2 separate regions of the Homo sapiens genome follow, and region 1 is linked to region 2. A link is a loop called in an ENCODE intact Hi-C map of the cell type or tissue named here. Cell type or tissue: endothelial cell of umbilical vein. All regions are shown on one strand. Links, peaks and the distances in the headings refer to the core of each region. The heading gives the core; the rest is flanking DNA. Region 1 holds the start of TRMT10C (tRNA methyltransferase 10C, mitochondrial RNase P subunit). Region 2 overlaps ABI3BP (ABI family member 3 binding protein).

What was found. Hi-C counts contacts between places; a loop is a spot of excess contacts. Peaks named below come from ENCODE experiments on the same cell type or tissue, not always from the same donor. Only the 100,000 strongest peaks of a DNase experiment are listed, where the experiment ranks them.
Region 1: a loop joins it to region 2, with 3 times the contacts of the local background. A loop is called at or near these places in 3 of 110 quality-filtered maps.

What each region holds. Positions count from the first base shown.
Region 1 is chr3:101,555,341-101,571,134 of GRCh38, reverse strand. TRMT10C (tRNA methyltransferase 10C, mitochondrial RNase P subunit) reads right to left here and starts at 9,267. Exons shown (of 2, transcript NM_017819.4): 1 at 9,132-9,267; 2 at 4,689-6,365. The coding sequence starts at 6,353. The coding sequence ends at 5,142. RefSeq lists enhancers at 9,132-9,201, 9,212-9,281, 14,514-15,126. In endothelial cell of umbilical vein, for the core only: no CTCF peak of the experiment used is centred there; a DNase peak (open chromatin) is centred at 9,304; H3K4me3 peaks cover 1,943 bases; H3K27ac peaks cover 1,707 bases.
Region 2 is chr3:100,883,683-100,898,462 of GRCh38, reverse strand. ABI3BP (ABI family member 3 binding protein) reads left to right here. Exons shown (of 68, transcript NM_001375547.2): 5 at 12,140-12,321; 6 at 12,875-12,927. Among named protein-coding and RNA genes, the nearest start is that of ABI3BP, 100 kb to the left of the region's middle. In endothelial cell of umbilical vein, for the core only: a CTCF peak has its summit at 4,680 (motif pointing left); DNase peaks (open chromatin) are centred at 4,672 and 7,202; H3K27ac peaks cover 252 bases.

The sequences.
Region 1 (15,794 bases), core at 4,725-12,724, 670 kb before region 2:
TCAGCATGTCAAAGCACCAAATTTTGGGGTACCGTTTTCTGACAATGAATAGGCAATGTAGTCCAAGGCAAAGAGCATTAGTTTTGCACCACACAAAAACTCGACTTAAATTCTAATTCTGCATTTTGCTAATTCTGTGAGTTTGTACTGGATAACAATGTTATGGAATATGTTATAACTATACAAATGGAATAATACATATAGGGTTACTGAGGGCATTGGGATAATAAAGGTTAAATCTATAATATGCTGCCTGGCCATGGTGAGAGCTTGCTTCATAGTAGCTATGGATTATAACCTCTAGTGAGCTATTTAAGTGGTTTAAAAGGCTGGAAATGGAAGGTAATATGAGCAATTATTATTTTAATTTAGATGTGTAATTTGTGAGGCGACAACTATAATATCTAACATTTATTCAAGCTTACTATACACCAAGCATTGTTGCAGGTATTCTACATGAAATTCAGTACATTAAATCATTACAACCCTGTGAATTAAGTGCTACTGTTACTCCCATTTTTATGGAAGAGGGAATTTGGGCACGGAAAAGATAAGTAAGAAGTGGAGCTGAACTTGAAATTCAGGCCAAGAGCTACCAAAAAAAAAAAAAAAAAAATTAGAGTGGAGAAGAAAAGTGGCTAATCTTGATTTCACTAACCTTAAGTAGGTTCTTTTTTTTGTTTTGTTTTTGTTTTTGTTTTGAGACAGGATCTCGTTCTGTTGCCCAGGTTAGAGTACAGTGGCTCATAGCTCACTGCAGCCTTGAACTCCTGGGCTGAAGTGATCCTCCTGCCTTAGCCTCCCAAAATTCTCGGATTACAGGCATGAGCCATTAAGTAGGTTCTTAATGTAGCCTTATAATTCTATTACATGTCCTCAGACTATTCTCAATTTCAGTGTACATCAGAATCACCTGAAGGACATGTTAAAACAGATTGCTGGGCCCCATTGCCAGTTTCTGATTCAGTTGACTCAATGGCTGGAGCCCTAAAATTTGCATTTCTAACTAGTTCCCAAGTAATGCTGATGCTGCTCGTTGGGGAACCACACTTTGAGAACCACTGCCCTAATTCACTCACTTTCCTATACTATTTCATGTTTTGTTGGCTCTCCAAAAATGTCCATTACGTCCTCCCACTTGGGATGATTTTGCTTTTTATTTTCAGTGAGAAAATAATAGTAATCAAACAGAACTTCTATATATTCTCAACCATATCTGAGGTGTGGTACCTGCATTTATACCTATATACTATGTGTTCTGTTACTTATGAAGTGGAGCCTGTCCTTGTTTACACACATCACTATTGTTCCATCCGATTTTTCTTTCTACTATTGAAACATTCCCAACATCATACATACATGCTTTTATGTCTCCTATCTTAGTAAAAGACTCTTCTCTTGATCTCATATCTTCCTGTAGCTCCTCATTCCTATTTTCCTTCATATAGAAACTTTGAAAAGATTGTTCATACTCTGTCTCCTATATCTCTGTCCATTCTTTTTTTTATCTTTTGAGACAGGGTCTTGCTCTGTTACCCAACCTGGAATGCAATGACATGATCTTGGCTCACTGCAACCTCCACATCACACGCTCAAACGATCCTCCTGGCTTAGCCCGCCAAGTAGCTGGGACTAAAGGTGAACACCACCATCCCTGGCTAAGTTTTGTAGAGACAGGGTTTCACAATGTTGCCCAGGCTGGTCTCAAACTCCTGGACTCAAGGGATCCACCTGCCTTGGCCTCCCAAAGTACTGGGAGTACAGGTATGAGCCACCACACCTAGTCCCGTCCCTTCTTTTCGTTTTTGTTTTTTTTGAGACGGAGTCTTGCTCTGTCACTCAGGCTGGAGTATAGTGGCACAGTCTCGGCTCACTGCAACCCCCGCCTCCTGGCTTCAAGCAGTTCTTCTGTCTCAGTCTCCTGAGTAGCTGGGATTACAGGCCTGTGCCACAACACCTGGCTAATTTTAATTTTTGTATTTTTAGTAGAGCTGGGGTTTCACCATGTTGGCCAGGCTGGTCTCAAACTCCTGACCTTTGAGCCACCGTGCTCCGCCTGTCCATTTCCTTTTTTTTTTTTTTTTTTTTGAGGAGTTTTGCTCTTATTGCCTAGGCTGGAGTGCAATGGTGTGATCTCGGCTCACCGCAACCTCCACCTCCAGGGTTCAAGCGATTCTCCTGCCTCAGCCTCCCAAGTAGCTGGGATTACAGACATGCACCACCATGCCCGGCTAATTTTTTTTGTATTTTTAGTAGAGATGGTGTTTCTCCATGTTCGTCAGGGTAGTCTCGAACTTCCGACCTCAGGTGATCTGCCTGCCTCGGCCTCCCAAAGTGCTGGGATTACAGGCCTGAGCCACCACACCCGGCCTTGTCCATTCTCTTTTAAACCTACTCCAGTTGGCTTTCTTTTCAATCCTCTATTGAAATTGCTGTTGTCAAGATAATCAGCAATGTCCTCATTCCTACATTCAGTGGTCAGCTCTCAGACTTCATCTTACCTGATCTGCAGCATGAAACACTTTTTTTCATTTTGCCTCCAGGACATTTTCTCTCTTTTCTTACTGGTTGCTCTACCTCAGTCTTACTTGCTGGGTTCTTCTCATCTCTCACACCTCTAAATGTTGGAGTACCTTAGGGCTCAGACATCTGATATCTTTATCCACACAGACTCCCTAGATGGCCTCAACTAGTCTGGAGCATTTAACTAATTACATTATTAACATCTCCAGCCAGACCTTGTCTCTGAACTCCAGGCTCATATATCCAACTGACCACTTGATATCTCCACTTGGACATCTAATAGGCAACTGTAAAATGTCCCAAAGTTAACTTTGGATTACCTGCCCCCTCAAAGCTTCTGCATTTCGGTAAATAGTAACAAGTCCTTCCAGTTTCTCTAGTCAACAATCTTGAAGTCTTCCCTAAATTTTCTCTCTTACTAAACACATTCAGATCTGACTGTGTCTCACTACCTACTCTGTTACCACCCTCCTACAACCTACTATTATCTCTCACTTTTGTTACTGCAATAGCCTCCTAACTGGTCTCTCTCATAATCTATTCTCGACATAGCCAAAGTCATCATTTTAAACTGAATCCAATTTGGGGTGGGGTGGGGCAGGTGGGAGGAGAAGAAGACAAGAGGAAGATCCCCAAATGGGGCGGTGGTAGCAAGTGGGCAAGAAAAGACAACAAGAATCAGAGACAGAGGAAGAAAAGAAATCATCCAAGGAGGGGAGGGAAAAAAAAAATCACCCATCTGAGATCTATATCTGGGCTGGAGGAAAAAGTTTGTTACGTGTTTTCACAAAGAATAAATATACAAAACCATGGGGGTGGGGGGTGGAGAATGAGTCAGATCCTCTGATCCTCTGGTAAAAACCAAAGTTCTTACGGTGGCTTAAGATGCCTTACTTGACAGACCTAGCTACTCCTCTGACCTGATCTTCAGCTCTTTTTACTCATTTTGCTTCAGGCGCACCAGCCTTATTGGACCTTGAACCCTCTCTCAAGGGCTTCTGACACTTGTTCCTTTTGCTTGGAATTCCCTTCCCTCATATCTTCATAGCTTACTCTCACTTCAAGTCTGTGGAGATGTCACCTTGTCTGTCTTTGGGCAAATTAAGAAAGGAATACCTCCTTAGTGGATGCAGTCTTTTAAGCACATGGCCTAAAGGCAGACAGTCTTTGTATGAAGAAATGGCGTCTCTTCCTTCTAGCAAATGCAACCCTGCAACAGGGCATCATTCGGGGTTCTAAAATTCCAGCTACTTGGGAAACTGAGGCAGGAGGCTTACTTGAGCCCAGGAGATTGTGGCTGCAGTGAGCCATGATCACACCACTGCACTCCAGCCTGGTTTACAAGGTGAGACTCCATCACAAAAAAAGAAACAGAAAGAAAAGAAATGCATTGGACGTTTATGCCAATTTCCAATTCAGAAATTGGGAATAGTTGCCTATATCATTCCTATTTCCCATGTTTTCAAAAACTTTATTTTTAATTTCTCAGACAGGGTCTCTCTCTGTTGCCCAGGCTATAGCACAGCAGCACAATGTTGGCTCACTTGCAACCTCCACCTCCCAGGCTCAAGTGATCCTCCCACCTTAGCCTCCCAAGTAGCAGGGACTACATGCACACACCACCACACCTAGGCTAATTTTTGTATTTTTTTTAGAGATGGGGTTTCACCATGCTGCCCATGTTGGTATCAAACTCCTGGGCTCAAGTGATCAGCCTGCCTTGGCATCCCAAAGTGCTGGGATTACAGGAGTGAGCCAATGCACCAGACATAAATCCCTTTTTCTGTAAGAGGACAAGAAATCAGTTTTATCCCTGTGAACCCGTTTTTCATAGTTGTATAGAAAACCCCCCACAAAGTCCTTTTTCCTATTTTCTCACTCAACAAGCAACACAGAAGACCTCTGTGACCAAATGTCGGGGAATTTCTCAACACACAAGCTATCAGTTCTGCAGTGGACACCAGCTAGGTGTTCTGTAATTCAATTCAGACGCTATCTACCTGGAGATAGTGTCAGAGCCCACAGATTGAGGGCCTGGTCCCCAAAACTACTCCCTTCTCCCACCAGAAACAAGTTGCAAATCTGGGCCTACAGAACTTCTGACTGGCTTCAAGTTGGGGTACCAACTCCTTCTCTTGATTAATTTGCTTGAATGGCTCATAGAATTGAAGGAAACACATTTACCAGTTTACTGTAAAAGATATTACAAAACATACAGACAAAGAGATGCACGGGGAAAGCTATGGGGGAAGGGGTGCAGAGCTTCCAAGCCCACCCCAGGGCACCACCCTCTAGGAACCTCCATAAAAAAGTCTACCAATGGTACAACTATTTAACTGGGATAAAGATTATTCTGTTCAACAATCTTGGACAACTCTTTTTATTATCTTTCTACAGTAAACAAAGTATAATCCCAAAGTTCTGCAGATATTTAATTGGGAAAAGACACAACCCTACAGTCAGTTGGGAAAGACTACCTTTAGAAGAGAAAAATGAATTGTTTGGGAAGAAATACATTAACAGAACTGTATTTCTAACGCATTTACTTTTTAAGCCATCAAATGTTCTCATTTGAGCCACGTGTTCTGTGCACATTCAGAGAACCTTTTGAAAATGAATTAAGTCTTTGCCTTCTTTAGTCTGTTGATAAACTCTTGAGAATGCTGAGAAATCTCCAGAAAACCAGTATGTTTTCTCTTGGGAACGAATTGCAGAGCCTCTTGCCAATTACCATTGTTTTTCAGACATAACAAAATACGTATCATTTGATCTAAGGTGAGATTTTTGTTACCAATTTCCCATTGTAAATATTTATCTAATGGAAGGCATTCAGTTGCCAGGTTCAGCCGTTTTGCCTTGGCTAGGGATGTGCCTGGCTGCATACTCTTATCAACAAAAGACCCAATTACATAAACTTTGTCATGCCTGAAAGTAGTCATAACATTGGGAGAATCTGCAGTTAAATAGATAATACTGTCCTTTGGAAATAAATCTACATGAGACTTTTCTGTTGATGTTAAAAGCAATTTGTCCCATTTTTCTTGATACCGTTTAACTAACTCTCTGTGCAAAGCACCATCTATTTTTAGATTGCAGAAATAAATATGGAAAGGATCAACATTTCTTCTGTTCCATCCTTCACTTTCTAAAAGCTGGGAAACAGTATTCTGCAATTCTTTTCGTTTCATATAATTTTCGTAAGCCATGTCAAAAACCAAAGGTTGTCCAAACTGCATGGCCTGGGCACCCTTCCAGCCCATTGCTATGTCCATATTCCTATCCCAAAGTCGTAAAAATAGAAAGTTTTTCTGTTTATCTTCCTCAGTGGTTTCTAGCAGCTTGATATTTTTTGCTTCTTCCCTTGCTGCTGCTTTCATTTCCTTTTTTATTTGCCTAGCTTTTTTCACTTTTTCCTTCGTATATAAATATTTTAAATATTTTTTTTTTGCTGTGTTAGAAACACATTCCATAAGGGTTTTGAGCTCTTCTTCAGTGATGTGTTCTGGTACTTCTCTGCCAAGCAATCTCCACATCTCAATGAACTCTCTGGTGGCAGCTAGAGGATCTTCATCCTTACTGCTTGAGATTGTTGAAACACATTCTTCTTGCACACTAGATTTCATGGTAGTTTTCCACTTATCCAACTCTAGCTCTTCAGAAGGGGGTGTACTCTCATTTTTAGGATAAGTAACAGCTGGTATTTTGGAAGACATGTATCTCTGCAAAATTGTTAAGTTATTTCTCTTCCTATGAAGGGTAAATGGCACCAAAAACCTGGTGAAAGGTCTGAAGAAATTGACACTAACACTCATTTTGAGGAAAGCAGCCATGTAACAAAACCCCTGTAAAAGAAGAAAAATGCAATTAAAAATTAGACAAAGATTTTTATAACTTCTCAACTAATTGTGCAAGTATAAATTTGAAATAGCAAAATAAAATCAATTTTTGAAACACAAGGTAAAATCTTTGTACCAATTTTTTTCCTAGACTCCTGTGGTCTACAGCCTGTGATCACTCATTGAGTAAAAAGTTTAAAACTTAGTTGGGTTCTTGGCCGGGCGCAGTGGCTCATGCCTGTAATCCCAGCACTTTGGGAGCCTGAGGTGGGTGGATCACCTGAGGTCAGGAGTTCAAGACTAGCCTGGCCAACATGGTGAGAAACCCCATCTCTACCAAAAATACAAAAATTAGCCAGGTATGGTGGCAAGCACCTGTAATCCCAGCTTCTCGGGAGGCTGAGGCAGGAGAATTGCTTGAACCCGGGAGTTGGAGGTTGCAGTGAGGCGAGATTGTGCCACTGCACTCCAGCCTGGGTGACAGAGTGAGATTCTGTCTCAAAAAAAAAAAAAAAAAAAGTTGGGTTCTTATTTTAGACATGAATTTCACTATTGCTTTAGCTAAAAGGATAAGTTGAAGATCCTTTTTAGATTTTTATCTAGGGGCCCAGAGAATCAATGTTACTGGGCAACAAAGTTATGTACCACCGAGGCAGCTGACATCATGATGCTGCATACTCCTCCATTCTACACTAAGCCCAGATACAGAACCAAACATAAGATCCTTCACAAAAGCAACAAATAAAGACAAAGGACATGAAAGGTACTGAGAATGGCAACAGGTAAAAAGCACTTAGAAACTGCTGTACCAATGCCCTCGTTACAGAAATATACCAAGATCTACTGATCAAAAAATAGCAACAAATTCTTCCCCAGTTCAGGCTTTATTTTGCAGCAAATAATGTTATTAACAAAGAAAATGTCCAAGATTGAGACAAATGTATATAAATGTATATAAAGCTCCACAGTTTTATCCTAAAAGCCTGGATGTCCATGAGATATTGAAGATGCTTAAAGATGTAAAACTTGTCTCAAATTTGAAGGAAAAGAAATAAAGGGAATTCAAATTTTTACAAAATGCAAATAAAACACTTGAAAAATTCCTTCTTCCCTTGGCTTCATTTAATGACCCTGCACAGGCTCCTAGGTTTCCTGCTCTCTGACCTGTGCACTGATGTCCAGATGCCCCTCCCTTAAAGGTGGATGTAACTCCGCATTCTATCCTATTCTTTTTTTTCAATCTATACATTTCCCTTCTGAGATGTGACCTACTTCTGTGGCTTCAATGACCATGCATTAGAAAGACATCTCAAATGCAGGCCGGGTGCAGTGGCTCACTCCTGTAATCCCAGCACTTTGGAAGGCCGAGGAGGGAGGATCGCTTGAGGTCAGGAGTTTGAGACCAGCCTGACCAACATGGCGAAACCCTGTCTCTACTAAAAATACAAAAATTAGCCAGGTGTGGTGGCGCATGCCTGTAATCCCAGGTACTCGTGAGGCTGAAGTGGGGCGATTCTTCTACTTCCCAGGTACTCGTGAGGCTGATGTAGAAGAATCGCTTGAATAAGGGGGGCGGAAGTTGCAGTGAGCCGAGATTTTGCAACAAAATCTGTTGCAGTGAGCGACAGAGTAAGACTGTCTCAAAACAACAAAAACAAACAAAAAACACCTCAAACGCAACAAATCGAAATAACCCCTCTACCTTTGCTTCACAATCTGATCCTCCTTCAATGTTCTGTTTCAAGGGATATTGCTATCCATTGGTATTGTTCCCAACATATATTTCTAAGCTTATTGCGGCCAGGTCAGCAGCATCTCTAGCTATTCTTCACCTCACACTTCAAGTATTCCACCATTACTTTTCACAGCACTCTGGTGCCTATGACAGTACTTCTAACACTGCACTGTAATTGCCTGGTTATCTATTTGCCTCACTAGATGGTAAGGACTAACTAGTGTCCATGAGGACAAGGACTTTGTCTATAATGTTAACATTGAATCCAATGCTTGACAGTATTTGGCTCACAGTAATCACGCAAATATTTTTCTAATACCCTAGATCGATGCTTCCTTCATTAAAAAAAAAAAAAAGAAAAAAAAAGTTCAGCCTCCCTTTATTATTTTTTTTGAGACGGAGTCTCGCTCTGTCACTCCAGGCTGGAGTATAGTGGCGCGATCTCGGCGCAAGCTCCGCCTCCCAGGGTTCACGCCATTCTCCTGCCTCAGCCTCCCGAGTAGCTGGGACTACAGGCACCCGCCACCACGCCCGGCTATTTTGTATTTTTAGTACAGACGGGGTTTCACTGTGTTAGCCAGGATGGTCTCGGATCTCCTGACCTCGTGATCCGCCCACCTCGGCCTCTCATTGTGCTGGGATTACAGGCGTGAGCCACCGCGCCCGGCTCAGCCTCCCTTTAAAGAGAAAACAATTTACTTTAGAATCCCGGAAATATTTAACTGGGGTCCCCAGGCCCCAATCTAATAAACATTGATTTCAGAAGGAGTTTTAAAAGTTTTATTCTTGTAACTGGCAAGGACTTAGAATACCACAGAAATGAAAACCCCAATTGTAAAAAGCAATCAAGTACATCATTTCAGGAACCACTGATTTTGTTTCAGGTACTGTACTAGTTATAGTTTATTAAAATCACTGGGCTTCCTCTTACCCGTGGGCCTTCCGAACGCACATGCTCCACTAAGTGCATCTTGGAACGTCTCCGGCGTCCTCCCACCCCCAACACACACATTAGGCGAAAGAAGAAACTCGCTTACCAGGAGTGCAGAGATAGTGGTTCCCGCTGGCGCAAAGAACAGGGACCCTGGAGGACGAAGGACTCCGACGTACGGACGCCCAGGGATCCGCGCCGAAGCTAGCACGCAGCCTACCCAACAGTCTACACAGCCGACCAGAGCGGTCGCTGGGGCTCAGCCGGAAGTTCCGCCCTCTCCCTTCCGGCGCTGCTTTTTACGTCACAGCACGCAAAGAACGCTTTCTTGGCTAAAAGAAGCGCCTTAGAGGAGACGGCTGTCAGTAGGCAACTGGGTACTCGAAGACTACGCTCTCAGTTGTCACGGAGTTGTAGCTGTGTTGTGTTGTGTTTTCCTCCATATATCCTAAAAACTTCTTCTGGGCCGGGCCAGTTGGCTTACGCCTGTTATCCCAGTGCTTTGGGCGGCCGAGGCGGGCGGATCACTTGGGGTCAGGAGTTTGAGACCAGCCTGGCCAACATAGTGAAACCCCGTCTCTACTAAAAATACAAAAATTAGCCAGGTGTGGTGGCGCGCGCCTGTAATCCCAGTTGCTCGGGAGGCTGAGGCAGGAGAATCGCTTGAACCTGGGAGGCGGAGGTTGCGGTGAGCTGAGATCGCGCCACTGCACTCCAGCCTGGGCGACAGAGCAAGACTCTCTGTCTCAAAAAAAAAAAAAAAAAAAAAAAAAAACTGTTTCTAATCCTCTTTTCAACCTACTCTCTGTTTGGGCCCTGTATTTATAAACATTTGCTGACAGAGTACTAAAATAAAGTATGTTTTTTTCACACGTCTTCTTACTCAGCTTCAAACTCCTTGACGCTAGGACTTTAAACTCCTAATCTTTTTGACCAGTTTATCACCAGTACCTGGCACTATGCTTGGAACGTGATAAGCCACGGTAAGTTTCTGTCTCCTCCTAGCTCATTTGGAAAGTTTAATGTGAAATGAAATTAAAACACATTTGTAAATTGGTGGCCTTTGGGGCCAATTCAGCCTCCACATATATTTGTAACCAAACACAGAATGAACATATTCTGCAGCCATTCTACTCCTAGTAATATACCCAAAGAAATTGAAAGCAGAGACACAAACAGACACTTGTACTCTAATGTCATTGTAGCATTATTGATAATAACCAAAAGGTGGAAGCAACCCAAATATCCATGAACAGATGAATAGATTAAAAAATGTTGCATGTACATACAATGGAATATTATTCAGTCTTAAAAAGGAATGAAGTTCTGATACATGGTACAACATGGATAAACTTTGGAGGCATTATACACTGAGATAAGCCAGGCACAAAAGGACAAATATTGTATAAGTCCACCTATATGAAGTGCCTAGAATAGTCAAATCATAAAGAAAGAAAGTAGAATAGTGTTTACCAGGGGCTGGGGAAAGGGAAGAATGGGCAGTTACTGTTTAATAGGTATGAATTTTCAGTATGGGATGATGAAAAAGTTCTGGAGATGGATAGTAGTGATGGTTGTACAAGAACGTGAATGTACTTAATGCCATTGAACTGTACACTTGAAAATGACTAAAATGGAAATGTTTATATTGTATATAGTTTACTAAAATAAAAGAAGGTAGGCATAGTCTTTTCCAAATGATTTTAAAAAACGAGATCTTGTCTAAGAGACTGATTACTATCATGTTAGAAAGGTGAGGTGGTGATAGCAAAATAATCATGAGTTTACTCCCAAACATGGAAAAAAATCAAGAATAAATATCGTCTAGTAGTTATAACAAATAGCAGTGTAGAGGTTATTTTTTCTTGTTCCTGTTCTTTAAAGAGATACATCTGAAGTTTTTCCATTAATATTTTATGAAGGTTTTTGCTATATGATCTTTGTCAAGTAAAGGAAATTTCATTCTGTTAAGTTTACTAAGATTCTTTATGTGAAAAATCTTTGGAAGTGTTTCTATAAATATAGCAGAACATAATTTATTCAATATGTCTGGGATCTGACCTATTCTAGATTAAGAATATTTCCAGGTTTCAGACATCTTACCTCCAACAAAAAGCACAGTGATTTTCAAAATACGTTTTTTTGTTTTTTTTTTTTGAGACGGAGTCTCGCTCTTTCACCCAGGCCAGAGTGCAGTGGCGCGATCTCGGCTCATTGCAAGCTCCGCCTCCCGGGTTTACGCCATTCTCCTGCCTCAGCCCCCGAGTGGCTGGGACTACAGGCGCCCGCCACCGCGCCCGGCTAATTTTTTGTATTTTTAGTAGAGACAGGGTTTCACCGTGTTAGCCAGGATGGTCTCGATCTCCTGACCTCGTGATCCGCCCGCCTCGGACTCCCACAGTGCTGGGATTACAGGCGTGAGCCACCGCGCCCGGCCTCAAAATACATGTTTTGGCATAGAAAAATAGCTTGTAATATGGGATGTAAGGTATCAAAAAAATAAAAAATAAATTGTAGGCCAGGAGCAGTGGCTCATGCCTATAATCAGCATTTTGGGAGGCCAAGGCAGGCAGATTGCTTGGGCTCAAGAGTTCCAGACCAGCCTGGCCAACGTGGTGAAACCCTCTCTCTACAAAAAATACACAAAAAAAGAAAAGAAAAAGAAATAAATTTTAAAAGCAAGGAAATATATAAAAACCCATAAGACAATGTCACATAAACACTAGAATTGAAAAACTAGAAGGTCTGAATGCTCTCTCTTGGCTCATATTTCTTCTTGGAAACAATGGTTAGACCTAAATAAAGGCTGTTTTGTAGTCAAGGCACCCACTCTCCAGTTCCCCAGAGCTTATTCCACCACATGTTATCTTTTCTACACTGGTGCAAATGTCATTTGCCATGTATTTTGCCTGCACTGTTTATTATATAATAGAGAACGATTTCTCTATACCAACGTCTCTTTCAAGAGTTGGAAGACAAAGCATGGATTCAAAGATTTAGGTGTTACTTACAAAGTAGAGAACTCTTGTATTTGATTCTCTGCTCTACCTTCAATGTCTACAACAGTGCTTGGCAAGTATCGGAAACTCAATAATAATTTGCTGATGAATGAATACTAAATAGATCAGGTAAGTGATGTTAGTGGCTTGGACAACAGTGGTGGCAGTAAAGGCAAAGAAAAGGGGGAATATTTGAAAGATATTTAAGAGCTGGACATGACAGAATTTGGTGATCAATTTGGGAGAGAAGGAGAGGAACAAGTCAATAGTCTGGTTTGAGCACCTGGGCAGACAGTGAAAAGGAGTATATGGTGTGAGGGCAGAGATGGTAAGTATAGTGTTAGACATGCGGCTTTTCATCTCTCTTCAAAATAGCCAAATGATATCTCCTTTAGGATATTTGGCAGTTGGCTGTATGGGTCTAGAGTTTAGGTGAAAGAAGAATGCACCAAAGATACATATTTGAGAGTTATTAACATAGAGTCTGTGAAACCATATGGGTGGAAGAGATTACCTAGGGCTTGGGTAGAGAACAGGAATGGACAAAAGAAACTGAAAATAAGCAGCTAAAGAGATGGGAGGAAAACAACCAGAATATGACATAGAAATCAAGGAAAAGGTGTTTTCAAAGACAAGTGGATGGGTAACAGGGTCAAATATTGCCTAGAGATCATGCAATGCAGACTGAAAAGTATCTACTAGATTTAGCAATACAAGGGCCACTGGGACCTTCATTGTGAGGTTTGGGGGCTTTAGCCAGATGAGAGTGAATAAGGAATGAGGAGATTATGAGAAAATAGAATCAGCAAGTTTAAACATTTCTATGAAATTTGTCTAAAGAAAAGACAGCGTGCTCAGTCCCTGGATGTGGAGTCCAGGAAAATTTTCTTCATTATTATTATGTTAGATTGGGAGAGGCCTGACATTTTAAATGCTGTTAGAATCATCAGCAAAGGGGTAAGAGAAAGAAAGGATAATGGGATGGGTAGACTTCCTGAGAAGATTAACAGAGATGGTATATAGAGGAGAGATGCTATTTAGAGGAGAGATGGAGAGATTGGTTTCGTATAAGAGGAAGAAATACCACTTTCATTGTAACAAGAAGAAAGGAAGAAACTTAAGGTGGGTATGGAGGACAATTTATAGACATGATGGCTATAATTTGATACAGTTCGCATTCTCTGTGAAAGAGGTAGACAGACTACCTCTGCGGATACTAAAGATTGGGTGAAGGTTTGTTATTGTCATAAAGAATAACATATAACAAATGTACAGAAACAGAAAGTAGAATGGTTGTTACTGTGGAGTCCTAATTAGGGAAAAGGAGTCAGGCTGGCGGGACCAGAGGAAAGCAAAGAGATAAAGCAAATAAGCTATAAATATGCCTGTCTTCACGGTTCAGGACATATAAACAAAAAAGGAAGAGGATGAATTATAGGTCTGTTTTTCTTTATGCCCAAGGACATATTGCCCAATACATATGGCCCTCCTACTCAGATAATGTACGTAACTCAAAAACTTACTGCTTACCAACAAACGCCTCAATTTATCAAACATCTCAGCTGACAAAAGAAAGCAAGTTATGCTGCCAGTGCATTGGCATTATCAATCAGCCCAAGTTCTATGTTATAAAATCTCCAGCTAATCTTTGTCTCTTTGCAGTCGGCTCCTCTTTTGCAGCCTTCCGGTTGCTTTATTGCAATGTATTTTCCTACTTTCTTTCTCTCTCTCTCTTTTTTTTTTTTTTTGAGAGGGAGTCTCGCTCTGACACCAGGCTGGAGTGCAGTGGTGCGATCTCAGCTCACTGCAACCTCCGCCTCCTGGATTCAAGCGATTCTCCTGCCTCAGCCTCCCGAGTAGCTGGGGCTACAATCATGCGCCACCACGCCCAGCTAATTTTTGTATTTTTAGTAGAGACGGGGTTTCACCATGTTTGCCAGAATGGTCTCAATTTCTTGACCTTGTGATCTGCCTGCCTCAGCCTCCCAAAGTGCTGGGATTACAGGCGTGAGCCGTGCCTGGCTTTTCCTACTTTCTTTAATAAATTTGCCTTTCTTTACAAGCGTTTTTGGTAAATTCTTTTACTCCAGAGCCACCGGCCCAGATAGTTGTCCCTGCCACCCCCTGTGACAGTTACCAGGAATGGTGGAGTTGTTTAATGAGTTTCAGATATGCAAGATGAAAAAGTCCTGGAGATCTGTTGCATAGCAATGTAAATATAGTTAACACTACTGAACTGCACACTCAAAAAATGGTTAAGATGGTAAAGAAAGAAGTATGAGTTGACTAGTGAGACAGCCATGATATCAGGCAGTGCTAATAGTCTAGTTCAGTTTGGGGATCATGAATTTATAGTGATACCAATCTGTGTTACGTGATCTTTCTCCCTATTTTGCTAATGCTGCTAAGGGCTAAGATGGCTGGGTAAAACTCAGTTTACAGAAGGGGAGTGGTGTAAAGTTGTTAAATATTTTGGTATAGGGGAAGAAATATGACTATCTATCTTCCCTTCATGAGTTCTTAGCTGAGACTCTCTGTAACAAAAGACAGATTGAACAAGAGAAAAACAAGTTTAATAACTTGTATACCTCTTGTATGCATGGGAGATAACCCAGAGAGATGAGTAAATCTTAAAAAATAAAAATTAACAAAAAAAGATTTTAAACTTCAGGGTTGAATATTATCATTTTCTGAAAACAACAACAACAACAACAACAACAAAGAAGGATGTGGAGACAGATTCAGTTAAGTTGAGATGACCAGCAAAATTACCTTAAACGGAGATAAGGTTTGTTATGCAGATTTCAGGTGATTCTGCCTTGATTGTTTAAGAGTCTCTAGTGATTTAGGGCCAGACTGGTGGCTCATGTCTGTAATGCCAGCACTTTGGGAGGATGCGGTGGGCTGATCACCTGAGCTCAGGAATTTGAGACCAGCCTGGCCAACATGGCAAAGCCCCATCTCCACTAAAAATACAAAAAAAAAAAAAAAAAGATTAGCTAGACGTGGTGGTGCATGCCTGTAGTCCCAGCTACTTAGGGGACTGAGGCAGGAGAATTGCTTGAACCCAGGAGGCAGACATCATGCCACTGCACTCCAGCCTGGGCAACAGAGTGAGACTTCATGTCAAAAAAACAAAAAGTGTATCTAGTGATTTAATAATCAGTGTCTTCTTGGTGCAGAGAGGGAGACATCCTTATCAATGGAGATTTCCTTTATTGAGATAAAAGGACAACTTTTCATAGCTGCTTCTGTGTCTGCAGCTTCCCAGAATAACTAGATCAGAATAATCAATATGTCAAAGAGGCATATTTTAGGGTGATGTGTTCTAGTCTCCTATGGTCATATTTTGGGTTGGTGTATCCTGAGCCCCATCATCAGCATCAGAGTGGCTGCAGGAGTGGTCTGTAGAGTCTATAGGAGATCAAAATATACCATCCCCAAAAATGTCTCTCTGGTGTAAGGATTATTTTGAGCTGAAGACAATTAATAAAAAGCAGACATAACATGAGCTCTCTGCCCTCTCCTATCTGCCTGAGAGTAAAACATACATTTCCTCTTGTGAAGGTGTTCCTCCCACCACTCACACACTTAATGAAGTTGTTGTCACGGGGTTAGCAAGAATAATGGACAGAAATACAATTATAATTAAGCATTAATCAAGCTGCACTTTGACTCACTTCCTCATAACCAAAAGTTACATAGCACCAGATTTGCATCCCCATTGTTCCTATAAATAGAATTTCTGATGTTAAAATCATAAAGTTTTT
Region 2 (14,780 bases), core at 190-8,189:
GAAAGACAATTAAAAGTTGGAAAGTTGATTGGAAAAGGATGGATCTTTGATCTCACAATTGAAGCTCTTAAATCATACTTCTCAAAGTGTGGTTCCCAAAGCAAGCAGTATCAGCATGTCTTGAACTTGTCAAAAGGTAAATTCTCAGGTCCCCCTCAGACTCACTGAGTTAGAAACTCTCAAGGTGGGGCCCAGCCATTTGTGTTTTCACAAGCCTTCCAGGTGGTTTTGATGCCCACTGAAGTTTGAGAATCACTGGCTTAGAAAACTGAGGAGAGACACACAGGCAGAGATATAAGCAGAGGAAAAGCAAGTTGGAAATGAAGCTACCATTTTCTTTGGAAGAACAAATGGGAAAAATCTAAGTATATTTTTAAACTACTGCTATTTATCCATCCAACCATTTGATGCATGTATTTAGATGCATTGGATGGATATGTACTAGGCCCTGTGCTACATGCTGAACCATACTTCTAGGTTGGTTATAAAATGATGTTTGCTTATAAATATTTACTATATTAGCTTCAAAACTCAGAAACTTGCATCTAGAAAAGCATTCAAAATTTTCAAGCTTCAATCAAGGCATTTTATTTTTAAAGTTTTCTATTTTAAATACATTCAAAGTGATTTTTACATTTCAGAAGTTTTCTTATTCCTTTTTGAATAAAAAACATTTATTGAGGTATAATTTAAACACAGTAAAATGCATAAATATTAGTGTACAGTTTGAGTTATGACAAATGCCTATAACCATGTATCCAATACCCATCAGGAAACAGAAAAATTTTATCACTCTAGAAAGTACTTTCCTCCAGAAACAACCATTGATTTGATTTCTATCACCATAGATTAGTTTTGCCTACTCTAGAATTCCATATAAATGGAGTCATATAGTATGGGTTTTCTGACTGTCTTCTTTCGCTGAGCATTGAGATTCATTCATGACATTGCGGATATCAATAATTCATTCTTTTTTGTACTCCTGAGTGATAGTCTATTATGTGAATATTCAAAAGTTTATTCTCTTGCTAATGAGCACCTGAATTATGTTGTTTTTTTTTATGTATATGAATACAGACTGTATAAACATTTTCGCATAAAATTTTGGTGGACATTTTAATTTCTCTTAAACATAAGTGGAATTTCTGAGTTATAGGAAGATGTATATTACGTATATTTGATTATTTTTTGCCTAATTTTTCCATCTACATTCCCACAAGCAATGTAGGAGAGCTCTGATTGCTCCACATTCTAAAGCAGCATTTTGTGTTGTCAGCATCTTTCATTTTAGCCATTCTAGTGTAGTAGTTTTTCATTACAGTTTTGATATGTATTTCCCTTACACTAAGGCTATTGCATACTTCTTAATGTGCTTTTTGGCCATGTTTATGTTTTTTGTAGTGTTTTATTTATTTTTATTTGTCCAAATCAAACTAAAATGAAGGAATTTTTAAAGTGTTTATAAGTTCTCAAAATCACCTTTCATCTGACGTTGGGAAATCTAGACTCAAGAAAAAAATCAAATTTCCCTTCATATGCCCATGGTTCTCAAGGGATGAATACTTGGAAAAACATGTAGAAGATATTTCCAAAACCCAATTTTTTGAAAAATAATTTTGAAATGCTTCAAAGAATCTGAAATACTTTTTATTTCACCCACCACTAATCCCATGACTTATTTTGTTTGGAAAATGGACTCAAAAGAACATGCCTCCTTGTGATAATTCCGGTTCCTAATGGATTGGTCTGGGGTACTAATGCTGAGAAAATAAACACTTATGGATTGCTCTTTTTCTTTTTAAAAATTATCTTGATAAAGTTATGGAGAGAGAAAGGGAGAAGAGAGGAAGGAAGAAAGGAAATTTTGTAGTCTTACAGCAAAATGCAACCCAATTTTAAGGGTTACTCAACTTGCTTGATGAATCTGTAGGACTACTTGTTTCAATAGGTTTAGTAACCTGGCAAACTTGTGTAGCATAATTTGGAGTAATTTCTTCCTCCCGCTCTCAAGCCTCTCCTCCAATTTCACTTTGTCCTACTGACACTTCTGTAAAAGAATCTATCTGATGACCGATTCTAATTGATAGATGTTGCCATGGTTTGACAGCACCCGGAGATAATGAATATAGAGAAAGTTAGGACAGATGACCTAATGGAGCTAGGATTCTAACCCAGGCTGTTGACTCTAAGGCCCAAGCTATTCAGACCATGCATGGATCTCACCCTCACCCTCACCCCCTTGCACACGCACCCTGGCTCTACTCTTATCAAATAGATGGAATTAGGCACATCACATCACAATATTCAAAATCGATAATTTCATTTTGAATAAAGTCTTTTGAAAGATACAATAATGACAAGCAAGATATTCTTGACCAAAGTAGGGAACCATTAGGACATGAGTTGAAGGGAAGAATTAAACAGTAATGACTAAAAAGGAGTATTTGGAGTACTAGTAAATTTCATTTCCCCATGCTTCCTTTCTCCCTAATTAGCATAGTTAATAAACCGACATTTAAAGTCTTTGTGATGTTTGAGGAAAAAAATAATAGCCCCGATTTAAAAGCCTGGAAATACTGTACATATTAGAAGCATCCAAATAAATCTGCCAGAACTACAAATTAGTGTAATTAGAAGCAGACTAGACTTGGAGAAATCTACCCTCATATGTTCATGCATAATTTTTTTATAATTTAGACTAATCCAGTAGGTTAGCATAAGCAATAATAGCTAAAAATGATGGTTATATTCTGAAAATTGGAAGATTAATACAGCTAAAGTTTTACTTCAGGAGTATCTTTTTACAAAACCATTGCAATCTGAATGCACTTGGCTTGCTACAGGAACACCAATTGGTATCATTTTAATTCATTGATATTTGGTTCCCTCTGTACAGTCTCTGATTTTTTAAAAAAATGATTTACATTGGTTTGTGTAGCCTCATTTATCCTGTGCAAATAACAGTGAAATTTGTTTTTATATTTTGACTATGGACTTTGTATATCAAAGCTCTTAGGTAGTAAGTTTCCAGTTAGAAAACCCTCATTGTTTTTGTTTTGTTTTTAGCTTGGAAGTATCAATGAAATATCACTTTATCCTTTGTGGCGCATGTTTCTGTACCTATTTGCATAGGGTCTTTATGGGTCTCCCATGCTTTAAGATTCCTTTCTAAGTTCACATCGGAGAGCAGATGTGCTTCATTTACAGTTTTTATTCTTAATGGGCTTTGAATGGAAGAGTGTACCCATTTGTCTTCAATAGAGCCTCAATTTGAAAGAAAGCTTTCAAATTGGCCCTGATGAAGAGTCAACTGTTTTTAACCCAAATTTATTTCACCATTAATAGCTTATTTTTTCTTTCTCATGTTTCCAACTTGTTAAAGATTTCAAGATTGCTTTAGTTCTCACTCTTTTGCCAGCGTATTAAAGCTTTATGAATAGTTTAGAAATCACTTTCGCATTTTCTAACATTCTCATCTTGTGTTTTTTTTTTCTGTTTTTTTTTTTTTTTTTTTTTTTTTTTTTGAAGCGGAATCCCGCTCTGTCGCCCAGGCTGGAGTGCAGAGGCGCGATCTCGGCTCACTGTAAGCTCCGCCTGCCGGGTTCACGCCATTCTCCTGCCTCAGCCTCCCGAGTAGCTGGGACTACAGGCACCGGCCACCATGCCTAGCTAATTTTTTGTATTTTTAGTACAGGTGGGGTTTCACCGTGTTAGCCAGGATGTTCTTGATCTCCTGACCTCGTGATCTGCCCTCCTTGGCCTCCCAAAGTGCTGGGATTACAGGCGTGAGCCACCGCGCCCGGCCGTGTTTACTTACTCTTAACGTAGAATGAGGGCTCTCCTTTTTGGCCAGTCCAGAGCAGACTCTCTTGCCTTTTTTCCGCCCCCAAGTTTGTAAGAAGCGAGTATCTTCAGTGTCTGAATTCTCACCTGATTGACCCCAGTGCCTTGTTACCTGTCTGTCTTGCCGTGTAAGTTTTAAGCTCGGTGAAGACAGGGAGTATCTTGCCCACCGTTACTTCCTGGTCCCCCGAAGAGCATCAGGAACATAGGAGGCCCCAAGTAAATACATGCTGAATGAAATAACCAGTGAGATATCAACATTCTCACTTTTATGTGTTACCATTACCTCAAACTCAACATGACAAGATTAAACTCAGACTTTTTCTCTTGAAATATCACCTCACTTGTCTCTGTATTGCTTTCTAAAGTAGTATCATTGTCCCATTGGCTCTAATTTAAAACTTCATTTATTTTCTATTTTTCACCTACTATCGTTTATGAAGGCCCGAAGATACATTCGTTTTTCTTTTGAGATGTACCCATATCTGCATCTGTGTCTTCTCCTTGTCCATTTCACACTAATGTTCCCAATCCAAGCATGCCTCACCTTACCCTGGATTCTGGCAACAGCATCCTGGCTACATTCCCTGCTATTTTCTTCCCCCAATCTATTCTACCTTCCACAGTACTGAGGAAATCTAGACTATCCTTTATCAACTCACTCTTTCCTCATCCTGAATTTATCTTTACCTCTCTTCTCTTCTTTCCAAGAAACACAATTCTGACTTCAGACAGTGCTCATGATCCCATCTTTCCCATGTCGTCTAAGCCTTTGCTTCTCCAGTGATCCCCTCTCTCTTCCATTTGCCCTTTCACAGGCAGTGGTGCCCTGCCTCCTGCTGGCAAGCATGCTCAAAGTTTCTCTCCCTGAAAACAAAGCCTTCTGTTGATCCTGTTATGTATTCTAAGCTACTTTTCAGTCTCTTTTAATTTCCAAACTTTTCAGAGTTATGGCTCCCACATTCTGAATTCTGCACCATCTGCACAGTCCTCATCCCTTCTCACTAGTTGCCATCCCTTTTCCACTGTTCCACTGAAATGTCTCTTGGTGGTCACTAATGACCAATTAGTTACTAAACCCAGTAGAGTTTTCTCAGTCCTTATCCTTCTTAACCTATTCTTAAACTCTTTCTTTCTTTGACATTTTTATTTAGATTTTCCTCTTGCCCCTTTAACCATTTGTATTAGGGTTTCCTAGAGGGACAGGATTAATAGGAGAGATGTATATACATGAAGGGGAGTTTGTTAAGGAGTATTGACTCACAGAATCACAAGTTGAGGTTTCATAACAGGCCGTCTGCAAGCTGAGGAACAAGGAAGCCAGTCCGCGTCCCAAAACCTCAAAAGTAGGGAAGCTGACAATGCAGCTTTCAGTCTGTGGCTGAAGACCCAAGAGCCCCTGGCAAACCACTGTCATTAAGTCCAAGAATCCAAAAGCTGAAAACTTGAAGTCTGATGTTTGAGGGGAGGAAGCATCCAGCACAGGGGAAAGATGGAAGCTAGAAGACTCAGACAGTCTAGTCCTTCCAACTTCTTTTGCCTGCTTTATCCTAGCTATGCTGTCAGCTGATTAGATGGTGTCCACCCAAATGGAGGGTGGGTCTGCCTTTCCAAGTCCACTGACTCAAATGTTCATCTCTTTTGGCAACACCCTCACAGACATACCTAGGATCAATACTTGGCTTCCTTCAATCCAATCAAGTTGACACTCACTATTAACCATCACACCTTTCCTTTTCTCCTTTGCTCACTCCTTATTATATCTCCTAAATGTGGAATCATGTTCTATCTTACCTGCAGTACCCTTCTTATCTATGTCTAGTCTTTAACAATCCCCTCTATGCACAACAGTGCTTCTCAAACTTTGTGCATGCAAGTCATGTAGGGAACCTTACTAAAATGCAGATTCTGATTCAGTAGGCCTGAGAAGGAGCCTGAGAATCTGCATTTTTAAAAGCTCTCAGAAATTGCTTTTGTTGCTGTTCTACAGAGAACAGAAGTGGCAAGTATGTAAATGACTTCCAGGGTTGAATCTCTGACCTGGGCCCATTTACAAATTACTAAGAATATGTTTTCAGTTGTCCATGGAATATTTTCATCACAATAACCAGGTAACTGTGATTGGCACCTCACACTCAGACTAAATTCATACTTTCTATACTATTAAAAGAATACTTTTCCCATCACTTTATTCTCACTTTTGAAAAATCAGTTTTAACTTTTTTCGCTTTCTTTGGTACCCATATCCTATAAGGAGTCTGGTTTCATCAATTCTTTCTTAGAACTGTAACTTTAATCTGTTCTGGTTTTTATGTGTGTGTGTGATTCCTTTCCTTGTTATCTCACATCTGGAGTATACCTTGAGATGCCTCCCTCCAGTTTCTCTGTGACTTATTCTTCCACGCTGGTAATTCTAGCTTCCTTCATTACTACTCAACTTTATTTACCTACTGAGGAATTGCCACCAGCTCCCCACTGTCTAGGAAAATAAGTCATAGAATCTCTCAAGAAATATACCTCAATGCATATCTGAGTCATGCTCATGAAATGAGGTGTAAATCCAATCCACGCTGCTTTCCAGGGGCCTGGGTAGTATGTCCTGAAGTAAACGACGTCAATGGAATGGGATTTAAAATGCAGCGTGTCCATTTCTCAGCTTCAGGCTGGATAGTGCCACACCCAGCCCCAGCTCTATGCTGTGTGCTTTCCATTCTGCCTTCTTCAGTCATACACATATGCATGTCTACCTCCTTCATTAGAGTGCAAGCTCACTTTTGAAACTGCAGAATACCACTTGCTTCCATCTCACACAGAACCCAGCATTGTATTTTACAATAGTAGTTCTCAACATATAAGTGAATATGCAAGTGGGATGTCAAGAAGAGGATTTAAAAATCATCTAGCCAGTCTATTCAGCTCTTGAAGCTTCTTTGCAACATCTCCCATCCAGAGTCCACAGTGAGCATCTCCAGGGATGGCATCATAGCATGGATGTTGAAGATACAAATTCTGGTCACACTGACTTACCCGAGTTCAAAACTCTGCTCTATTATCATCTTAGTTGCTTTGCATGGGTTGCTTAAATGCTTTTAGTCTTGGTTTTCTTATCTGCAAAAGGGGGTAAGTAATATCATAGGGTTGTCAAAATTTAGTAAGATGACACATGTAAAATGGTTAATGCAGTGTCTAGCATGCAGTGAATACTCAAAATTATACTGTCTCCTGCTAGCCTTCTCATTGCTTTGATATTATTTACTTTATGTTATAATTGCCAACTTCAGGCAAGCCATTCCATTTCAGATAGCACTAATATCAGTAGAAACATTTCTTTTGTTGTACTTAAACCAGCCACCAGTGGGTGATACTATACGAAGAAAGGAGATCTTAGAAATAGTTGACCAGTTTGTGATGAGTCAGAATTCAATTCACATTTGAGAATCATGGTAAAAATAACTTGCATTTGCCTTATCATGATCCTACTGTTGAGTTAGGAAAATGTGGTTAGACAGACTCACGTTACTTTTTTCCAGAGGTAATCTCTAGATTACTGTGTCAACCCATTGCTTTCTATTTGGCTATAGATGTAAAACTACCAAATAAAAGTGGATTTTGTGGTCTACAAAAAAAAAAAAAAAGTTGACCAGTTTGAAAATTATCACGAGTCCAAAGATATTAATGACCTAAACTGGGGCTCACATGCTACCTTGGAATAGTGGAGAGGCAAGTGGAAGAGAATTCATGTAAGAAAATATACTTGGATTTGACAACTGATTGGACATGAGGGGAGAAAGGACTCTGAAGTCATCAGAAATGGGGATCACAAGAGAAACAGATTTGGAAAAGAAAATGAAGAGTAGATTTTAAGTTAGTTATGAAATTCACAGAGGATTAAGTAATTTGGTCATAAGGTTTTACTATAATAAAGAGGTCAGCCAACAGATTGCAAAGAAATAGAGACATTTTGAGTGGTAAGAAAGTGGGAGAAGACAGATTATTAAGAAATTTCATGTTAAAATATAGTGGCAGGTTTAAGAGAAAAGTACTAGTTTTAATTTTGTTGGGGTAGAATGAAAGATATCTAAACAACTTTTAGACTCGGGAAGGTCCGTAAGGAATCAAGGGAAAGGTTGGAGATCTGGTGGAATAAGGAAGTGGAATACAATTATTGAGAAGCTTATCTTTGAGAAGATGAGAATGCTTTTTCCCTTGAAATCAGAGTGGGACAAAGAGAGAATGAAGGGGAAGAGAGACCCTTTAGAGGAAGGGAATGAGGGCAGAATTTTTCTCAGTAGTTACAGTCTCAGTAAAGCAAGAAGCAACACTGACAAAGACAGTGTCAGGATGTGTTCTTTGACATGAAGAGTCAAAAATGTGGGAAATAGATGTTTTAGGAAATGTAAAAGTAGTTAATCACATAGAAATAAAAGCATTCCTGAAGGAAGTATGGAAAACCCAAAAGACAGTCAACCATGTACATTAAGCTGGGGTAGTTCGTAGAAGGACTAAGCTTAGTTTGGTGTTCAATTTCTTCACTTAGTGTAATTCACTACCAGTTACATCATAAATTCAGTTTATGGAGTTTCTACTTCTGTCTCAGGTATTTTGTTAGAATAGAATATCCAATATGTTGCTGGAATAAATTTTTAGAAACAAAGGATCTAAAAGATAGTGGAGTCCAGTCCCTCTCTGAGAAATTGATGCTTAAGAGGGTGGAGAGATGCCCCCCTCCCAAGGTCATGCTACTAGTTTGCAGCTGACTAAAATCCGAGTCAAGCTACTACCTGCCTTTCTGCTACATTTTGAGGAGCTGTGGATTTTTCAATGCTATAACAACAATTATTGGCAGTATTGAGACTATTCAGGTGGCCCAAGCACAGAATAATGCCAGTTGAACCAAATGCTACCTTCAACAGTTTCTTACCTCTTAATTAGGATATGAGATGCTCTTGTTCTTAAAATTGAAATTGCTGAAGGCAGGCTTTCTAGAAGTCTAGTCTGATGACATTCATAGACTACTACCTGTATTTTTAATAGACTTGTTGCCTCTGTGTGCACTTGTGCTCAATTTTAATCATTCACAGAAAAAGGGTCAACTAACGTTTGACAAGACTGTGACTATATGTTATGGTAAATACACATTAAAACAAAAACTAAAAAGCCTTCAATAATGTGAAATGCTGATTACTTTTGTTTTTCTTCCATTCTGGTTCATTTTTCCATCTTTTTCCATGTCTTTTGCCTAGCACCACAGTTGAAAGAGTCCAGTGCAGTACAAAAGGCATTAGATTAGGAGTCAGAAATTGGCATTTGCCTGGGTCTGTCACTGATTATCAGGGCTTAGACACTTCTTGGGCTCTCTTTTCCTTGTATGATAATTCTTTCTCTGCTCAGAGTTTATTGTATGGATTAAATGGAATAGGTAAATAAAAATCATAAGCCCTGTGCAAATGTATAATGCAGAAATTTATTGTGTTTGGCTTCAGTTTGCTTTGGTTCTGTAGGAGTGGTGCGTTATGCAATGATGTGTTGCAAAATATAATTGTAGACCTAATGGCTTAAATCAATATGTCTTTGGAATTGAATAATTGGTTACTTAGAGATATTATAGTCTAATTTTTAAATGACCCTTAGAGCACCACATATTCATTCCACAAATATTTATGGAGCACCTACTGTGTACTGGGTTATAAAGAACTGTTTATTATCATAAGACCTATATTTTGTTTTAAAATCAATGAAAATTTACTTCACCACTTTAAGTATAGTTAAGTGGCCTAATCTCTCTGCTTGAAAAAAAATGATAGTGCTATAAAACAAAATTGGAATTTGCCTATAATATACAAGTATCAACGGAGACAGTGTTGAAAAGGACAAACCTAACTAGGAGAAGAAGGGCAAAATGCCTAAGCCTTTATTTTCCTGAAAAACTTGGGATAAGAGGGTATTTCAAATGCTTTGTGATCAAAATGGAAAAGATTTACACTCTGGATTTTTAAACCATGGTGAAGTTTAGGGTTCTTTTTAAAGAACAAAACATTTCTGTCTCATTTATTTATAAGCAGGTTATGTGAGATCAAGTTGACTGCAAAGCCTTGAATCTGACCTTCAGTAGTTCTGTTAGCAACAGGACTCCTGCATCATGAAAGCAGTTAAGTCCTCAGAAATGTATCTACTAGAGATGCATAATTTTGTTGGCCCATCTGGTCTGATTTTAGCTTCTTAACATTTCTCTAAGAGCCAGGACGGGGAAAAAATAACAATAAAAATTTCATGCAGCGTATTTGTCAAGAAATGCATTTCATAAATCACTGATATTTTGACTCACAGGACACAAAGGACTTCTATTACATTCTATTACAATTCAATAATATAACATTTGTTTCCAGTAGCAGTTAGTGTTTAGGCTGGAACAGCCTCCTTCACTCATTCTGTTTTCTGCTACTTTGGAATGGGGGAATGGAGCCCTGAGCACAGCTTTCACTAGAAAGGAGCAAGCTAATCAATGATGGCAAGCCTTTCAGTGGTTTGTGCCTAGTAAGAAAGTAGGCTGAATATACAAATGCATCTCATCTCTCTCTCTATTTATTAAACTACAAACCCCCTGCTGACTTCATGGGCATACTACCTGTGCACCAGACCCCCAACTTAGAAGAGCCCAAATTTGGTTTAATGCTCTGCTGTCACTGTCTTAAGATTCCTAATAACTTTTGAACAGAGTCTACGTGTTCATTTCTTATTGAGCCCCACAAATTACGTAGCCAGTTTTGATACTCATCTCTAGATACTGGGATTGTTTTGCATCACCAAGAGCTTAGGCTTGACACTTAGAGAATGCTCAATAAATGTTTTCAGAATGAGCAAAATTCCTGATTTTTTAAAGCTTTAAATAAAAGCAAGTAACCTTAATCTTACTCCATTTAATTTTGCTGATGTAAGGAGTGGAGGAAAGGTACTAACCTTTTGAGGAAAATGTTAAGATATAAAAAAGACCCAAAAATAGTTTACCCAATGCGTATGTTTCCATCATCATAACATGGCAGCTACTATTTCATTCTATTAATTCAGTGTTTAATTAAAAATAAAAAGCAGATGAAGTTTACCTATTGACCCCATCTCAAATCCTATTTTTCTCATCACCTGCTCACTGGGAGTTAAAGCACTATCAGAAATGTTGTATCCTTTCAGTATTTGTTATCCCTTTACAGTGCCAGGAATAATATTTGGTAACATATTTCATACGTCTGAATATTTATGTAAATGATAGGAAACTATATGCACCAATCTGTAATTTGTTTTTATTTGATATTTTGTTTCTAAAATCTATCCACATTGATACATGTAGTTCTCCCATTCACTCTCATTACTGTATATAGTAGTATACTGTACTTGATCTGCTGCCCCACTTACAGCGGCTGTTTAAAGTAGAGCCAGAGGAGTCTGTCTTTGTATTTCGATTCTGCCACCGCCACTGGTAAAAGTCAGTAGCTGGGTGATATTGGGCAAGTTAAGTGAATGTTCTGAAACTCCATTTTCACATTTGTAAAATGAGATTAATAATTTCTACCAGCTAAGATGTTTTCATGACAATTAAACCAGGTAATATATGTAAAACCTAGGTTCAAAAAATAGTGATAAGGATTATTTTACACATATATATGTGTATATTTATGTATATATGAATATTATGAAGGCCTAAGTAAATACATAACAGTGATATTGAATTGGCATTAACTTTTTTTATTTGACTCTTAACTTGGCTATTGGTCTTCTTTTTAATAATAAAAACAGCTCAACCTTAAAATGCAGTACTGAATACATCTTAGTCTTAGGTTCTTTTTTTTACAAAATTGAATGATATTACCTCTAACATATCCTTCATGGATGAAAAAGCTTAAACTCATACAACTATGAAACTACCATAATAATTATAAAATGGCACCTATGTTCTACTCTATGTATAATAGAATATTATACATAGTGTAATATCTACGTTTTTTCTAGTGTTTTCCAACTTTCATCTTGCAAAGCAGCAAATAATAGAACGAGAATTCTGGAATTCCATTGGGCCAAAACTGTGCTGCTGCAAAGACTCCAACTTGCAATGAGAAATTAAAAACCTAAGCACACGTTGAGCTTATTTTTTTCATGTTCTCTGCAAATTTTTTAAAAATCGGAAGAGAAGCCAATATTAAATAGTATCCCAAGTTGGTTGAAATCTGTGATGAAGTAAGAAATTTGAAATAACATTCTGAATCCCTCTGTGATTTTAAAGCATTATATTCTGGTTATTCAACAGATTTTATACAATTCGCTATCGAGAAAAGGATAAAGAAAAGAAGTGGATTTTTCAAATCTGTCCAGCCACTGAAACAATTGTGGAAAACCTAAAGCCCAACACAGTTTATGAATTTGGAGTGAAAGACAATGTGGAAGGTGGAATTTGGAGTAAGATTTTCAATCACAAGACTGTTGTTGGAAGTAAGTACCTAGAAATGTTTGTTTCAGTAAGCTTTTATAATTTTTTTCTTAGTTACCTAATTTTTAATTATGTTATTCATTGTATAATATGAAATAAGCTAATTCCTAAGGTCTAGTATTTATGAAAATATAGAAGCAAAGAAGATATATTGAGCATTGATATTTCAGAATCTTTAGTTATAAGTGATTTTTAAAATAAGTAATAAATATTTGATGCCTCCATTGATGTCGTTGTCTATTGTATTACAGCAGTTTAAAATCAATCCCTACCTGCGAACACCAACAGAACCAGAAAAACAATAACATGTACCAATGTTCAGAATGGAAAGCTAGACCAGTAGAGATGCCCATAAAAAGACTTTCGGGAACCTTGAGCTTTCTTCCAGTCATCCCGTCATTAAAACTTCATTGGCATCAGTGTTTAAAATGATAGTGATTAAAATTATACATCCAAGTTAGAGGATGAGTTGTAGTTGTCTTCATAATGATTAGCTAGAGTTGATTTAGGAGCAAGGAGAATAAAAATAATGTTATTTTTCCCTTGTTTCATCAGGTAAAAAAGTAAATGGGAAAATCCAAAGTACCTATGACCAAGACCACACAGTGGTATGTAACAGTTTATTTTCAAGAATGTTTTTAAAAAATTGTATCTGCATTGTTAAGGAAATAGTCTTATTATAAGATACTGAAATTAGATTAACTGACTAGCTATGAAACAGTGGAGAAAGTACTTAGTTTTAGGAATTAGTTTCTTTTTCTTAATACTAAGTAAAAGCATGATTTCAAATCATCTCTGATTTGTTTGAAGTTCTAAAATTCTAAGATTCAATGTAGCTTATTCTAATATTTTAGTATTCTGGGTATTTCAAGGTTATACATATTATCTTCTGTCTATTGCTTTTTAATATAATGTTTCAAGAGCAAATTGATACATGATTTATGTACATTGCTACAGCTCAAACCTTTCCTTTCTATTTTCTATCATACCCTACTTAAAAGAGCCAGTCTTTTTCACAACAATGGAGCAACCAGTTTGATTTTGTAAAATGCCCAGTCTCTGTTCAGTTCAGACAATGTTTGCGTTTTATGAACCAGGCATTTCCCCATGAATCTAAAAACATCCTTTTCTCTGTCACTTCAGCCACTCGGTTTCTCATGCTCTCTTTCCTTCCACTTTTCAAAATCTATTCTCAGGAAGCATCATGTCTAGTATATACCACCCCACCTGGGATGACTGTAAGTCACTGTTAGAGCCACCACAGACATGTTCGCATTTCAAATCTCATACCCAGTATTTAGTTTGGTGCCAAAATAATTGCAGCTTTTGCCATTAAGAGTAACAAAGGACATTATATTACTGGGCAGACAGAGGAGGCAGTTCGGTGAGAAGAAGGGAATTTGGTCCCTAGATATTGGAAGTATCCTACAGTCAAATGAACGTGCAAAGACTATTGTGGGTGGAATTTTGCTCTCTGAGATGTGTGCTTGAGGTGTGTGGCTGAACATCTTTTTATGTCTAATTAAGGAGTCCACAGAATAGCCCCATGGATCATGTGGCCCAGTCTGGAAAAAAAATAGTAGTATATACTTCACTGGGATTAAAAACAAAAAAAGGAAGATTGGTTTTGGTAACAGAAAATAGTCTTAGATAAAGTAGAACTGACTAAAAATTAATCTGCCTAAGGCAAATGTTGTTCATGTGGTTTGAAATGGCAGAAAAGTGTGTTCATTGTGAAATTATTATCAAATAGTAATTATGAGGTTGTTACAATTTCTAGGAAAATATTTCAATGTATTTCAGATATAAATACAAAAAAGAGATTGCAGGTAAATTCCTAGGCCTGTTTTTTTTTCTCGCTCTCTTTTTTTTAACTTGTCTGTTTGGTTGGTTTTTTGTTTTTAGGTTTTGCTGCTTTTCTAATTGTCTAATACTTAAATATTTAGAATGTTAAGTGGGAAAAGAAGCATTAACAAGGTTACCTATAACAAAACTACTTATAAGGGTAGTATAAAACCATTAATAGTCTGGTAAAACTTTAGAACATCTTTTGTTTTCTAAACATGTTTTCATTACAAATTAAAATCATACTATATTTGCAATTTTCTATCTTGCTGTTTTCACTTGGTCAAAATGTTATGAACATATTTCTTATCATCAAATGCTCTTCATAAACATAATTTTAATTGCTGTGTACTGTATGATCTAAGTGCATGATTATAAGTTTCCAATTTGTAGGCATTTAAGTTACTTCTAATTGTTTTTAAATTGTGGGTGATGTTATAGTGAACACTTATGATAGGTTTATGAACACTTGTGATAAAGCTTTGTTCACAATGCTAATCATTTCCTTAAAATAGATACTTAGAAGAGGAATTAACAGTTTAGAGTTTTAACATTTTTAAGCCTTCCTAATACTATGGTCAGATTTCTTTCCCGAAAAGTGGTACTAATTTATAAA